2 separate regions of the Homo sapiens genome follow, and region 1 is linked to region 2. Evidence: chromatin loops called from intact Hi-C (ENCODE). Cell type or tissue: Caco-2. All regions are shown on one strand. Each heading gives the region's core, and the rest is flanking DNA. Links, peaks and the distances in the headings are about the cores only. Region 1 has its middle 100 kb from the start of CYLC1. Region 2 has its middle 38 kb from the start of POU3F4.

Evidence for each region. A loop is a pair of places that touch in the nucleus more often than their neighbours do. Peaks named below come from ENCODE experiments on the same cell type or tissue, not always from the same donor. Only the 100,000 strongest peaks of a DNase experiment are listed, where the experiment ranks them.
Region 1: a loop joins it to region 2, with 15 times the contacts of the local background. A loop is called at or near these places in 6 of 110 quality-filtered maps.

The regions. Positions count from the first base shown.
Region 1 is chrX:83,757,424-83,765,774 of GRCh38, reverse strand. No RefSeq gene overlaps it. Among named protein-coding and RNA genes, the nearest start is that of CYLC1, 100 kb to the left of the region's middle. In Caco-2, for the core only: no CTCF peak of the experiment used is centred there; no DNase peak of the experiment used is centred there.
Region 2 is chrX:83,465,743-83,474,093 of GRCh38, reverse strand. No RefSeq gene overlaps it. Among named protein-coding and RNA genes, the nearest start is that of POU3F4, 38 kb to the left of the region's middle. In Caco-2, for the core only: no CTCF peak of the experiment used is centred there; a DNase peak (open chromatin) is centred at 4,313.

The DNA of each region.
Region 1 (8,351 bases), core at 289-8,288, 290 kb before region 2:
CCAAATCAAAAGCACAATGAGATACCATTTCACATCAGTCAGAATGACTATTATTAAAGAGTCAAAAAAATAACAGATGCTGGTGAGGTTACAAAGAAAAAGGAATGCTTATACACTGATGGTGAGAATGTAAATTAGTTCAACCAATGTGGAAACCAATTTGTAGATTTCCCAAACAACTTAGAACTACCTTTCAACCCAGCAATTCCATTACCAGGTATATATCCAAAAGAACATAAATTGTTCTATCATAAAGACACATGCATGTGTATAATGTGTATGTTTATGGCAGTACTATTCTCAATAGCAAAGGCATGGAGTCAACCTAGATGCCCATCAGTGGTGGACTGGATAAAGAAAATATGTTACATATACACCATGGAATACTATGCACCCATAAAAAGAATGAAGTCATGTTCTTTGCAGCAACATGGATGGAGCTGGAGGCCATTATCCTAAGTGAGTTCACAGGCACAGAAAACCAAATGTCACATGTTCACACTTATAAGTGGTATCTAAACACTGAGTACACATAGACACAAAGAAGAGAAAACTAGACACTGGGGCTTACTTGAGGGTGGAGGGTACAAGGAAGGTGAGGATCAAAAAACTACCTATTAGCCACTATGCTCATTACCTGTGTGATAAAATAATCTGTATACCAAACCCCTATGACATGCAATTTACCTATATAACAAGCCCACACATGTACCCACTAAACCTAAAGTAAAAGTTGGAAAGAAAAAATAAATGCATTTTTGTATATTAATTATACCTCAAGCTATTTGTTTTAAAAGCACATTATTAAGAGAGTAAAAAGGCAATTTAAAGCATGCTAGAGAATATTTTCAAATCGCATATTTAATAAAGGTGTAGTATATAAAATATGCAGAGAACTTTTACAACACAACAACTTTTTAATTGGGTTGTTTGTCTTCTTTATTATTTTGTACAAAACAATAAAAAAATCTGAATGGACATTTCTCCAAAGAAAACAGTCAAATGGCCACCAAATACAGGAAAGGATGCTCAACATCATTAGGCATTAAGGAAATGCCAATATAAACTACAATGTGGTATTACTTTGTACCTACTAGGATGGCTATAATAAAAGAAAAAAATGGAAAATTAAAAATGTTTGCAACGATGTGGAGAAATTGAAACCCTTGTGCATTGCTGGTAGGAATGATAAATATTTCAAATTATTGGAAACAAGTTGGCAGTTACTCAAAAATTACTTAAATTTTAGGTTTAATAGATTTTCTATATGACTTCATAATTCTGATTCTCAGTACATGCCCAAACGGTTTGAAAATAGGTACTCAAAAATACATGTGTTTATGTGTTCACTATTCAGAATAGGCAAAAGGTGGAAACAGATGAAATGTTCATCAATAGATGAATGTATAACAAATTGTACATTCAGCTATAAAATATAATTGAATACTGACACATGTTACAACATTGAGGAACCTCCAAAACATAATATTAAGAAGAAAAAGACAGACACAAATAGTCATATATTACATGATTCCATTTATATAAAATATTCATAATAGATAAATACATGGAGATGGAATGCAAAGTGATTATTGCCAGGGAGTAGATAGGAGGAGAAAAAAGTTGGGAGAAACTGCTTAATGGGTAAGGGGTTTTACTTTGGAGTGATGGAAATATTTTGAACTAGATAGAGGTAGTGGTTGAGCAACATTGTGAATGTACTAAATGCCACTGAATTTTTCACTTTAAAATGGTTAATTTTATCTCATATTAATTTCACCTCTATAAATTATTATTTTATAAAGAATGTATAGTTCATTCCCACCCCCTCAGCTGATAGTAGCCGTCAACTCTTTGAGTAATATATTAGTTTTCCATTGCTGCTGTAACCAATTACCACAAACTCAGTAGTTGAAAGCAACACATATTTATTATCTTACAGTTCCGCAGATCAGAAGTCTAGAATCTGTCTTACTGAGCTATAATTAACGTGTCAGCCGGATGCATTCTTTTCTGGATGCTCTAGGAGATAATCTATGTCTTTGCCATTTTCAGCTTCTACAGTCTGCTCATATTATGTGGCTTGTGGCCCCTTCCTTCACCTTCAAACCAAGTAATTTTGCACCTCTCCAACCATTGTTCCACAGTCACATCTCACTCTGACTGACTACAGCAGGGAAAAGCTCTCAAACTTTGTGGGTTTATGAAATTAGATGAAGTCCACGTGGATAATTCAGGATAATTATCCGATCTCAAGGGCTTTAATCACACCCGCAAAAGTCCATTTTTTTTTTTTCATTTTGCCATATAAAGCAGCATATTCACAGGTTTCAAGGATTGGAATGTAGACATTTTTGGGGGTCCATTATTCTGTCTTTCACATGCTGGGATTTTGTTTCACTGTGGGCTAACCTTAAACGCTATCCATGCTAGAGTAAGAAGAAGGAAATATCTTAACCTAGAGTAAATAGGACAAGAGATACTGCAGATTTCCAATGACATTTGGGTGCCTACTATTTTTAATTAGGTCTGTATGGTCAACTTCTCAAGTGAATAATTTGGTTTTAAAATTTGCCCCACATTTTCCCCATTTGCTGGCTACCCACTATTACCTACCAACAAGGATCAAATCCAGTATAATTTCAAAATTAAACTATTGCACAGTATAATTAGTTGGTTAGCAGAATTTTAAACACAGTTCAAAACTCTGGCTTTACCATTTACTGGATGAAGTACCTTGAGCAGTTACTTAATTTCTCTGTACTTCAGTTTTCTCATCTGTAAATTTGTATATAATAGTATCTACCTCATAATGTTGTTATGAGAATTACATAAAATATGTGTGTAATGTGTGTATTGTATAGAGCAGAGCTCGTGGCCCATAGACAGCTTTCAACTTTTTATCAGACAGACATGTCTCTCCAAGCAGGGAGAAAGCATCCAATACATTCATTTCAATTAAAGTGCTAGAAAATAGATGTGATACAATTGAATTTTATTTTCAAAAGGAGGCATGGAAATAACAAGGTTTAACTAAAAGAGTTCAATCTCTAATGGTAGAACTGATTATATTGTGAGACTTAAATGGGGGAGAAACTTTCAGTGAGGAGTCTTTCTAAGACACCACAGTTAATGGTCACCTCTAATAAGTTTCTGTTCCACCTACTGTTCAAGTTTGCCATTCAGGCATACAAATGCTCAAAATTATTTCTTAATTTGCAAGAAGGACATATTTTCTTTAGCTGCTCCTCACCAAGGCAACATTCTTAGAATTAGTAAATTATTTGTGGAGATGGTCTATATCCATCAAGTCAATTTCTTCCTTTTCATTTCCACTGCCATCATCTTAGACTAGAGATTCAATCCCTCTCCCCTAGACCACTTCATTAGCTTCCAAAATTCATGCAGTATTCTCCTTTTCTACAATCTATCCTCAACAGCAACATAATATCTTTGGTAAAATACAACTTTGACTAAATAATTTCTCTTTTCAATAATCTTTAGTGGTTTCCTGCCCCCTACAAAATTCAGTCAAAATTCTTGCCAGTCATTTAAAAGTATTCACATTCAGACCTCAGCCTGCCTTTACATAGCTTTCTCTCTTTCTTCTCTTCTACGTGTTTCCTCTAGTCCTTTCCTAAAAGACATATCACACATTTTCATCACTACACCTGTGGCCAGAATACTACCTCCCCTGATCTTAATGACCAGTCTAATATCAACTTTGAGATCTTCAACTCTAAGGCATCCATCATATCCTCTAAATTCCTTTAACATTTAGCTCATACACTTTAAGTGATATATAATAGTCACTCATAATGATTTATCTATATATTGAATCCCATCCATTTAAATTATATACTTTTTGAGAGAAGAGATAATGTCCTTCTGACATAACTTGGGACATTTGAGTCAGGATAATAGCTCAACATGTATGAGTTATTATCTGAGACTCCATGAAGCTGGACTTAACTGGGCTTATTAGATAAATGTCAAAAACTGAATAATCAGGAGTGTATGAATATTATAGAAATTGGTAAGCTAATAAATGCAAGAATCTAGATTTGAACAGGTAAAATTAAGAAAGAAAGATCAAAAACAGAGAGACAGAAGAAAGGCTTATGTGAATTCACATATACATAAATGCATAAATTTCAGGGTTTAAAAAAAACCTTAACATGTAATCTAGTCCAATTCCATGTGATGTATGAATCCCTTTGGTCACACTTCCTCATACTGCCTTATTCAATTTTGTGGCTTGTAGAGGATATATGCATATATGTTGAATATTGGATAAATGAATGAAATTTATTCCTTTTACTTATTGCTTAACATCCATAACATGACACTTTAAGGATTTGTTGTATTTTACTTTGCCTTTATAATAAAACCAAAGAAACCTAACAACTAAGTTTCCTTTTTAGAATTCAACTATGTTGTAAATATTATATTTTTTTAGAAAGTATACCCTAAACCTGAGTAACTCTTTGTTCCAATTAGTCATTGTACAATTTAATGCACCTCAGTCACTCTATCAGACCGCCAATCTACCATTTGGTACACTGAAATGTAAATGTTAATAAGGTTTTTCTGTTGTCCCAAAAAAAGGTAATCCAACAGGGAGGCAAAGGGGGTTATAAGGAAAAGAACTTTTGATTGTGAATTTTGAGATTAGATCTGCTATTGACTAGCAGTGTAATTGGTAGTAACTTAACATCTCTGGGCCTCAATTGCCTTTTCTGTTAAACTAAGATAATAAAATCTTGTATCCTTGAGGGCAGAGACTAGAATGAATTAGACTTTCAAATTTTATTCCATTTGGAAGAGTAATTATTCAAAGTAATTGTTGCTAATGGGACATTGATATCAGACTGTAAAGAATACGGTCAAAATATCAGTTTAAAATAATATCAATTAAGCAAAGAAAGCAACCTGATGAATTTAAGCACTAGCAGGAGGAACCTCATCAAAGCTTCTGGTCATTATGTTGGCTAAGAAGTGGAAAGAAGGAAAATAATATCGAGGCCATAATAAGTATTTCACACTAGATTACATAAAATAAACCTAGACTCATTTAAATAAAAATATTATAATAAGGAAACCCACCCTCTTAGCCTATCGAATCAACTTAATTTAATTTGACACATATTTATTAAACCACTTTTATGTGAGGTACTGTGCAAGTTTCAGAAAGGAATATTTCATTATCCTTTCAATCTAGGTACTTATGGCTTAGTGGGAGCAGGCAGACATTTATGCATATTAATAATGCAAGTCGTACTAGAATAAGGGTAAGCCAGAATGAAAAGGAGTTCTATGGGGTTATAAGAAAAAAAAAAAAAAGACTAATGACTCGGAAGATCTGGGAGGAGGCACAGCTGAGACTGTGAAATTTGAACTGGCTCTTGAAGAATGGATAGAAATTTGATCAGCTCTGTCTTGGGGTAGGGATAGTATCAGTCAGTGAGAAATGAACAGCAGGCAAGGCAGAAGGAATACAATGAACATACAACAGAAAGGGCTGGGAAATAATAGGGAGCATCAAGAGTTTTAGGGGAATATTAGTGAGAAATAAAGCTAAAAGTGTGAATTAAAAGGCAAGTTCCCAGTATCCCAATTCGTAATTGGTTTTTAAAAAAACAGTAGTGTTTCCACTTGCTTCAACCTAAGTAAATGTGATTCTGCTCTCAGAACTCTAGAGGGCAGTCTGGCACTTCCTACTAGGGATTAGAACCTAAAACACAAATTTTTTCATTCTAAACATTATTAACACTTTGCAGACATTAATGGGGTTTTTCTACAGATAACCAAAACAACTAATCAATTTTGTCAAATCATTAACAAAACTTGTTGTTACTGGTGTCATATTGACAAAAACTATAGTTGGTTGACTTAAAATTTTCACTTTTCAGGCAAATCCTTTAGTATCTAAAAGAGATATTATCTAAAGATAGTATCTAAAGAGATATAATATTCTCTTTACTGAGATCTCATTGCAAAAATTGTTTTATAGTGACTAGGGTGATAAATATCAGTCCTATTTTATAGGTGAATAAATAAATACAGAGTGAGACAATAGATCAATAATATTTATATAGTAAGTCAAAGGAGGACGCTGAAACAACTAATTTTGGAGAAAGCTATCATTAGTTTCAAAGAGATTGAATACATTTCTCCCATTTCAGGTGCTTTCGCCATTGCATTTAAACACAACAAAAACCCCTTGTAAATAATGCAATTTGTTTTGCTATAAATAAGAATAACTACTTGCATACACATAAGTGTTTTCACGTATATTACCTTGTTTAATCTTCATAAAAACTCACATAATAGACACTGAGCATATTAGTACTCTTATTTTAAAGACTGCTAACTGAAACTCAAATGGATTAGTTGGTTGTCTAAAGTTATGAAACCAGTAAGTAACAAAACCAGGACTAAATTAGAACCTAATGTTGTCACTGCCTAGTCCATTACTATATGTACTATACCTACTACCTACCTTAGTTTTATGAAATTTAACACATTTCAGCAGTTTGAGATAGTCCTAAAAAACAGCTTACAAGTATTTGTCACTGTACAAACCCTCATTGAGAGAGAGACAGCAAGTCACATTCAAAGAAAAACAAAAACATAAATTATGTTTTGATGGTTTTGGTCACTGATCCGAGTGCTCTCTGAAATTAGGGAGAAAATTGTACGTGAATAAAGGGTCATAAGTATTTTTGTTATTGGTATTAATAGAACTAATGGGCTGGATAAATAAAGATGACATTTTAGTTGTAGCCCTGGGTCATATAGAAAACTGCACATTTACACACAAATTAATGTAACAAAGTGTGTCACTAGGAAATAAAAGTTGTTAAGAAAGAATAATATTTTTATTGTTGGAAGTTATGATGCTTACTTTAGTAATTCAAGCTTGGTACTTGAAATACTGTCCTTGCCAGCACTTTTTTAAAAAAAATATTGACAATAGGAAATGCCAGCTCAGGATAAGATAGACACATTTCTATTTAAATTGCTCTCCCTCCAACAGTCTTCTTTATTCTGGGAAGGAGTCCAATTATGACAATCTCATGTGTTCTTGGGTGTAGATTTTTTCATTTGAGGAGCATCAAAGCAGTCCTAAGGGTTTCTTTAAAAAAGGACAGGAGCCTGAGAGGAAGTCTTCAAAAAGTTGGCAAGGAGACAAATAAAATACACTTCACTTTTAAATGAATGCAAAACATTGTGAAACTGTGTCTTAGAGATTATTCCCAACATGCAATTTTAAAAATATTGGCTAGTGTTCACAAAGAAGAGGGCACGCTTACCCCTAACCTCCACATAACAAGCATTCACAATGTCCTTTTCATTAAGATTCTCATTTGTAAGTTTAACTTGTTGTTTTTATTAGGCAAACATTTTAATGTCTTGGGAAAAGGGAAAAACAAAAACATTTTTCTCTTCCATCCTATTTTAAGTGAAGTAATTGAAATGATTATCTTCCATTTATAATTTGAAAAGTCTCCAGTTAATAGATGTTGGGTGGATAGGGGATAAGCTTCACTTTTCTAAAGAAGCTTAATTTAAACATGAATCTATAGCTTGTAGTGGAAAAGTGGGTTTTAAAAATTTCTATTCAGAGCAAAAAGTAAAGAGAAACATGGATCTTCTTCTACTGCCTAAGTTATTTACTTATTTTTCTTTCCTCATGGTGTTCATAGGATTGTCTTACCTACTAAAGAAAGTACACTGGTCAGAACTCTTCACAATTCATCAGTAATAATATCTCATTGGCATAGAAGGAATATAGCTAGTCAAGCAAAATCCCTCGTTTCTCTCAGATTTGACTGGATTACTGACTTTTTCCCCTTAGGGAGCTAGAACTGAATTTAGAAAAGTTGATTTTAGTGAAATTCTCACGATCCCAGAGTTCCACAATAATTTTCTGCTTCTGAAAATTTCTGTGGACATAACCTCATATTATAAGTGAACATTTGAGAGAAAGAAAAACAATTCTTAAAAATAAAAGACTGAGCATGTGATACAAAAAAAAAGATAAGTGAGTGAATAATGATTAACTTTAAGATAAATCTTAAGAAAATGCTTGACATAATAGTGTGGCTGATCTGTTATTACTTATAACTATACTGGTAGTCTGTATCTTTAGCAAGCCTTCACTCTCTTTTCTTGCATAAGATGGACTAATTTCTTCATTTGAAAACTAACTCTGGCAGTAGGTCAGTCTCCAAAACTCCAAAGCAAAAAGAAAGCAAGTTCAATTACATTGTGTTAAATTATATGACTAATTAAAGGACACATATATGAGACATTCGATAGCATAGTGGACGCTACCTTCAATTAGA
Region 2 (8,351 bases), core at 71-8,070:
TTTGAGTTGCTTGCTTTCTCTCCCTCTCTTTCAAGGATGTCAATGAGTCATAGATTTGTCATCTTTACATAAATTCATATTGCTCAAAAGTTGTGTTTTTCTTTATTGCTTTTTCTTTATTTTTTTTTTGAATGACTTATTTCAGAAGGCCAATTTTCGAGCTCCGAGATTCTTTCCTCAGCTTGGTTGATTCTGCTGTTAATATTGGCAATTATATTATGAAATTCTTGAAGTTAGTTTTTCAGTTCTATCAGATCAGTTTGATTTTATCTTAAAATGACTATTTCCTCTTTTAGCTCCTGTATCATTTTATTGTATTCCTTAGATTCCTTGAATTGGGTTTTCACTTTCTCCTGAATCTCAGTGATCTTCATTTCTATCCATATTCCAAATTCTATGTCTGTCATTTCAGCCATTTCAGTCTGATTAAGATCCATTGATGGGAAAGCATTATGGTTGTTCTAAGGTAAGAAGGGAATCTGGCTTTTTGAGTTGCTGGAGTTCTTGTGAAGATTCTTTCTCATATCTACAGGCTAATGTTCCTTCAATATTTGAAATTACTCTCCTTTGGATGGAACTTTTTGCTTTTACCTTCTTTGATGTCTTTTGGGGTTTAATTGTGGTATAAGTTGGGTTCAGTTAAATGGTTTTATTTCTGGGAGATTTTAGGGGACCAAGGCTCAATTCAGCACTCCAGAGCTGTGTTCTCTAACTTTGGGGGACTTGAACGAGGCCTTTGGCTTTTTTCCTCTGGCCTCTCAGGTTAGGAACCTGTTGTGCTGGAGCAGCTGAGGTGTTTCTGGTCTGCTGACAACATTTTAATAGGTGGTGCCAGCCAAAGCACTTCGTCATGGCAGTGGCAGTGGGAACCATGCTCGCCTGCACATGCCAGCAGACATGGCAGTGCTGTGGGGTGCTTGCATATCTGCTGGGGCAGGGCATCTTGTACCTATGTTTTTATAATTGCTATATATTCCTGGTGAACTGACACTTTCATCAATGTATAATGGTCTCTTTATCTCTTTTGACAATTTTTGACTTAAAATCTATTTTTTTCTGATATAATTATGTCCAACCTGCTCTCTTTTGTTAGCACTTGCATGGGATATATTTTCCCATCTTTTCACTTTCAGCCTATGTGTGTTATTAAATCTAACACAAATCTCTTATAAATATAATATAGAGGTTGTGTATCTTTTATTAAAAATGTTTGGGACAAGAAGTGTTTTTAGATTTTGGATGTTTTGGGATATTGAAATATTTGCATTGCTATTACTGGTTAGACATGCCTAATTCAAAAATTCAAAATCTGAAATGATGCAAGGAGCATTTCCTTTGAGCATCATATTAGCACTCAAAAAGTGTTGGTATCTGTAGCATTTAAAATTTTGGGTTTTTGCATTAGTGATGCTTGGTTTATAGTTATAACTTTGAAAAAATCCATTCAGCCACTTTATTATTTAATTGGGGATTTTAATCCATTTTGTTACAGTAATTCTTGATAATGAGGGACTTGCTATTGACATTTTTATTAATTTTTCATTGTCTCTGTTGTAGCTATTTTTCTCTCTTTTCCTCTCCTGTTGTATTCCTTTGTACAGTGTTGATTTTTTTGTGATTACATGTTTTGGTTCCTTCCTCATTTTCTCTTGTGTATATTCTATTGATCTGTCCTTAGTGCTTACCATGGGTCATACATAAAACACCTTATAGTTATAACAACCTATCTTAAGCAGATGACAACTTAACTTCAATTGCATGCAAATAGTGTACACCTTTACTTCTACCCCACACTTTATGCTATTAATGTCAAAAATTGCATTTTTATATTTTGTTTCCACTGACATTTTTACAGTAACATTTATTTTTGAACTTTTGTCTTTTATCTTCTATAGCAGAATTAAAACAGGATTTGTTTATCACCATTATAGTATTAGAGCATTCTTCATTTTTCTATATATTTACTTTTACGAATGAGTTTTATACTTTTATATGTTTTTGTGTTGCTGTTTAGAATGTTTTTATTTCACCTTGAATGACTCCTCTTGGCATTTCTTGTAAGGCAAGTGTAGTGTTGGTGAACTCCTTCAGCTTTTCTTTGTTATAGCAAGTATTTCTCCATCATTGTTAAAGGATAGTTTCCCTAATAGAGTATTTTTTGGTGGGCAGTTTGTTTTTAACTTTCAGCACTTTGAATATATCATTCCGCTTTCTTCTGTTCTGAAATGTCCCTGCTGAGAAATCCACTTATAGTCTTATTGTAGTTATTTTGTATGTGTCAAGACTTTTCTCTTGCTATTATAAAAAAAATGCTGTCTTACTTTTGACAATTTGATTATCTTGGTGTGGATTTCTTTGGATTCACTCTAGTTAGAGTTTGTTGGACTTCTTTAATATGTATGTCCATTTTCTTTCCCAGATTTAGGAAGCTTAGGACTACTATTTCTTGGAATAAGCTTTTTCCTTCTTTTCTCTCATTTTTCTTTCTAGAACTTTCTTAATTCTTAATTTGTTCCTCTTGATTGTCTTCCATAAGTTCCTTAGCGTTTTTCCCTATATTTCATTTTATTTTATTTTCGTTCTTATGACTGCATAATTTCAAATGACTGATTTTTGATTTTGCTAATTCTTACTTCTGTTTGATCTTGCCTGCTGTTGGGTTCTTCTTCTGAATGGTCCAGTTCAGTTTTTTGTACTCTTTAACTCTAAAATTTGTTTGCTTTTTAAAAAATATGTTCTATCTCTTTGTTTGTATTCTTATTTTCTTCATGAATGGTTTTCTTGAGCTCACAGAGCATCTTTATTATGATTGTTTTGAACTTGTTTCAGGTAAGTTGTATATCTCCATTTTTTAAAGATCAATTTCTGGAGATTTATATTGTTCCATTTTTTTCAAAGTTTAAAAGTGTTAGTTGTATTTAATTGCAAGTTCCAATTAATTCTAATTCTAATTCTAAATATGATTTCATGATTACCTATGCTCTTCTACTTTTGTATTTTTTGTATAGTACATTCATTTAATATTTGTGATTCCTAAAGAATTTTGGACTGGCAACACAGATTCTTAAGCAAGAATCAATAATTATTTATATTTGTTGTTAATTCTTATGTTTCTCATATAAACATACAATTTAGATATTCTTAGCCACCCTCTCAGGTTGATAATGCACACATAAAGTGAAATACATTTTAACATAATTTCAGAGATTGCTATAATTTTCATTCAGGGTTGATTTTTTAAGCCACTTTAAAACAATTTTTTTTCAACTTTTATTTTAGATTCAGAGAGTACATGTGCAGGTTTGCTATGTTGGTAAATTGTGTGTCATTGAGGTTTAGTTTACAAATAATCCTCTCACCCAGGTAGTGACATGAATAGACACTTTGCAAAAGAAGACATACAAGTGGCCAAGAAACAGATGACAAAATGCTCAACATCATTAATCATTAGAGAAATGCAAACCAAAACCACAACAAGTTACCATCTCATACCAGTTGGAATGGTCATTATTAAAAAGACAAAAAATAACAGATGTTGGTGAGGTTGCAGAGAAAAGGGAACTCTTTCTCCCTGTTGGTGGGAATGTAAATTAGTTCAGCCACTGTAGAAAGTAGTTTGGTGATGTGTCAAAGAATGTAAAACAGAACTACCCCTTGACCTTACAATCTCATTATTGGGTAGGTACTCAAAGGAATATAAATCATTCTACCAAAAAGATATATGCACTAGTATGTTTATCACAGCACTAGTCACAATAACAACGACATGGAATCAACTTCAACGATTACCTTCAAGGGCAGACTGGATAAAGAAAATGTGGTACATATATAGCATGGAATACTATGCAGCCATAAAAAATAAAATTATGTACTTTGCAGCAATATGGATGCAGCTGGAGGTCATTATCTGAAGCAAATAGCACAGAAACAGAAAACCATGTTCTCACCTATAAGTGGAAGCTAAACATTGTGTCCAAGTTGACATAAAAATGGAAACAGTAAACACAGGGGACTACTAGAGGAAGAAGGGTGGGAGGTGAGTGAGGGTAGAAAAACTACCTATCAAGTATTGTGCATCATTTTTTAAAGCCATGTTTCCTGGCTTCTTTGTGTGTCTCACAACTTTGTACTCGGTTCTGCACATTAGAAAAAAAGTCACCTTTCCCAGTACTTAGGGACTGGCTTCATACCAGGAGGGACCCTCACCAATTAGCCTATCTTTAGATTCTGAGGGCCTCTGAAACCAGTTTTGGAGGGATGTCACTTCTCTGGGTATGGGCATGCAATTTCTCAATTGCTTGGGCTCATAGCTGGTAATTTCTTGCTCCCTCTGGTGTCTGTTTGTGGCACTCCAAGTTGTCTGCTTCTGTAATGGCATTACACATCCTCTTTTGTTCTTATCATCCACTAGGCACCCAAATTATGTCAGCTCTTTATCAGTGTCTCAAGTAAAATGAGACAGATGCTAATCCCTTAGGCAGCCCTTTAAAACTATGAAACAGTGGATAAAAATTTCAGTCTTCTCCCTCCCTTTCATGGGAGGAGCCTCAGATTTTGCACCTTCTCTTGATTTTGCCAATCTGTGCTGGCCTCAGTAAGCTGCCCCTCCTGCTCATCTTTGCTTTTAGTAGCCCCTAGGCATCCAAACTATGCCAAGCCCATCAGCACTCTGAGTGAAATGAAAAGTCATTCTTTCAGGAAGGCTGCAGAAAAGCCAAAAATTTGTATACATTTTCCACTTTTTTCTCCCTCTCCCTTCCTCTAGGGAGAAATAACGAGCTGAGACATTTTTTTCTCTGGAACAACCTGTGCTGTCTTGGGAAGTGCCTAATGTTGGTAAATCTTAATTGCTCTTCTTTCCCATTTCAATGTGCCTGTTCTCAGCTCTATGCTTACCTGGGGTACAGCAAATTCCTATCTGGAGTTTGGAAATATCATAAAAGTATTTTGGTCTATATATAATTGTTCAATTGTTGCTTCTGTGGGACTTCCTATTCTGCTATCTTTTTGATGTCACCGTCTGCTTTGTGTGGTTTTGATATTAAGAATATGTGAGCCTCATAAAATGAATTGTGAAACATTTCTGCTTTCTCTATTCTTTGGGAGAACTTATGTACGATTAAAGTTTCTTCCTCTTTGAATGTTCAGTAGAATTCAGCAGTGAAGTAACCTGGTTATGAATTTCCATTTCCGTAGTGGATAGCTTTTGCTTATGAATTCAATTTTCAATCAGTTATAGAAAAATTCAGTCTTTCTGTTCCTCTTTTGGGTAGTTTTGGTAATGTCTGCTTCTAGAAATATGTTCAACTAGATTTTCAATCTGGTGTGTCATACATTTATCAGTTATAATCTCTTATCTTTATAATTACTGCAGAAATTGTGATTTTGCCACTGCTTTATTCCAGATGCTGGTTAACTGTTCTTATTTTCTTTTATTCTTGCTCATTTGTGAGAAGTGTGTTTATTATTTACCTTAGAGCAAACTAATTTTTACCTTCATTGTTTTTCCCTATTGTAACATTGTTTTTTCATTAATTTCTGCATTTATCTTATTTTCCTTTCTATATATTTGGGTTTATTTTAATATCAATAACTTATTTTCTTAGGAAATATTATTAGCTAATTAATCTCCATATTTTTTCTAACATAAAATTGTAAGGCTCTTTATTTTTATCATGTTCTGCATCAGCTGCATTTCACAAGTTCTGATATTTGTTAACTTTATTACCATTCAGTTAAAACTTTTTTCATTATCTATCTTCTGCTATTTAAGTATTTAAAGGTATATTCTTAATTTCCATACATATGGAAATTTTTTTGTTTGTTATTGGTTTCAAGCACACTTGCATTGTGACATGAGAATGTATTTTGTATTATTTTAGTTCTTTTATATGTGTTAATGTTAGCTTTGGGGCCACAAATGCGGTCTTTTTATTTCCAAGTATTTAATATATTCTTGAAAAAAATGAGCACTCTGCAGTTTTGTATGCATAGATAGAAACATATCTGCATTAAGTTTGCTAATTGTGTTATTTAAATCTATATTCTTAATGATTTTTTTGTCTCTCTATCTCTGTAACAAACAGAGAAGTTTGTTAAAGTCTTCTATTATGATTGTGAATTTGCACTATCAAGTTTTGCTTTATGGTATTAGGTGTACACTCACAGATAACTTTTATTTCATCCTGATGAAATAAATGTTTTATCATAATATTTTGATCTCTGTTTCTAGTCATCTTTTTGCCCTATCATTTATATTTGGCTGATGTTTTTATAGCCAAATCTGCTTTATTTTATTTCCTGCTTTAATGGTCTTTTTGTCTCTTTATTTTAGCATTTTTGTATCTTTATGTTTTAAATCTGTTATTTGCAGTTAATATTAATTTGAGCTTTCTTTTTTTTCCAGTGTGACAATTTTTTTAAATGATAGCATTTTGTCCATTTATGTTTAATGTGATTAATGATACATTTGCTATTTAAATCTACAGTCTTATGTTGTGCTTTTAATGCCTTATCTTTTCTACTTTCTTTTTCTGTCTTTAAATGCTTCATTTTTAATGTATTAAGTAATTTTTGTTATTATTTACATTCCCTTTTTTTTGTTTGGAAGTCATAAACACTTCATTTAGTTACTTTAAAATGTATTATACATGTCTTTTACAAGAAAAAAACAAACAACCCCATCAAAAAGTGGGCAAAGGACACGAACAGACACTTCTCAAAAGAAGACATTCATACGGCCAACAAACATATAAAAAAAGGTCAACTTCACTATTCATCAGAGAAATGCAAATCAAAACCACATTGAGATACCATCTCATGCCAGTCAGAATGGCGATTATTAAAAAGTCAGGAAACTGATGCTGGAGAGGCTGTGAAGAAATAGGAATACTTTTACACTGTCTGTGGGAATGTAAATTAGTTCAACCATTGTGGAAGACAGTGTGGTGATTGCTTAAGGATCTAGAACCAGAAATACCATTTGACTGAGCAGTCCTATTACTGGATATATACCCAAAGGAATATAAATCATTCTATTATAAAGATACATGTACGTGTATGTTCATTGCAGTACCATTCACAATAGCAAAGACATGGAATCAACCTAAATGCCCATCAATGATAGACTGGATAATGAAAATGTGGTATGAGTACACCATGGAATACTATGCAGTCATAAAAAATGAGTTCATTTCCTTTGCAGGGATATGGATGAAGCTGGAAGCCATCATCCTCAGCAAACTAACACAGGAACAGAAAACCAAACACCTCATGTTCTCACTTATAGGTGGGAGCTGAACATTGAAAACACATGGGCATGGGGAGGGAAACAACACACAGCAGGGCCTGTTGGGGGGTGGGGGGTGAGGGGGGTGTGTCAGGGTGAAGGGAGGGTACTTAGAAGACGGGTCAATAGGTGCAGCAAACCACCATGGCACACGTATACCTATGTAACAAACCTGCATGTTCTGTTCATGTATCCTGCTTTTTTAGAAGAAATAAAGGAAAAAATATATATCTTTACATTATGAAAACTGAATGATAATATATACTACCCTTATCCAGGACAATATGAGGAATTTATAACATTTTAACTGTTTTTTTCCTCTGTTCCTGACTCTAATGCTGTGTACTATATTTTAATCCTTCTCTTTTTCCTCTTTCTCTTCTCTCGTTTTTACTCTCTCTCTCCCTCTCTCCACATATACATATATTAGCACAAGATATCATATTCTTATACATCGAATATTAACATAGATTTTCCTACATATTTAAGATTTTCATTTTTTCCCATAACTGTGATTACTTATTTAATTTTTTTTTTATTTCTAACTGATGAATATTTTAGTATTCCCTTTAGTGTATGGTTTCTTGTGGTGAGCATTCTCAGTCGTTGCCTGAAATTGTAATTTATCTTGTCTTCATTCTTTTTTTTATTATTTATTTTTTTTGATACGGAGTCTTGCTCTGTCGCCCAGGCTGGAGTGCAGTGGCGCAATCTCAGCTCACTGCAAGCTCCATCTCCCAGGTTCATGCCATTCTTCTGCTTCAGCCTCCCAAGTAGCTGGGACTACAGGTGCCCACCACCATGCCCGGTTATTTTTTTTTTTTGTATTTTTCATAGAGACGGGGTTTCACCATGTTAACCGGATGGCCTCGATCTCCTGACCTCATGATCCACCCGCCTCAGCCTCCCAAAGTGCTGGGATTACAGGCGTGAGCCACCACGCCTGGCCTATCTTGTCTTTATTCTTGAAGGACATTTTCCTTGAATAGGTTGGCAGTTATTTCCTAACAGTACATTGAAGATAATGTTCCCTTGTCTTTTGTCTTCCACTGAAGCTATTAAG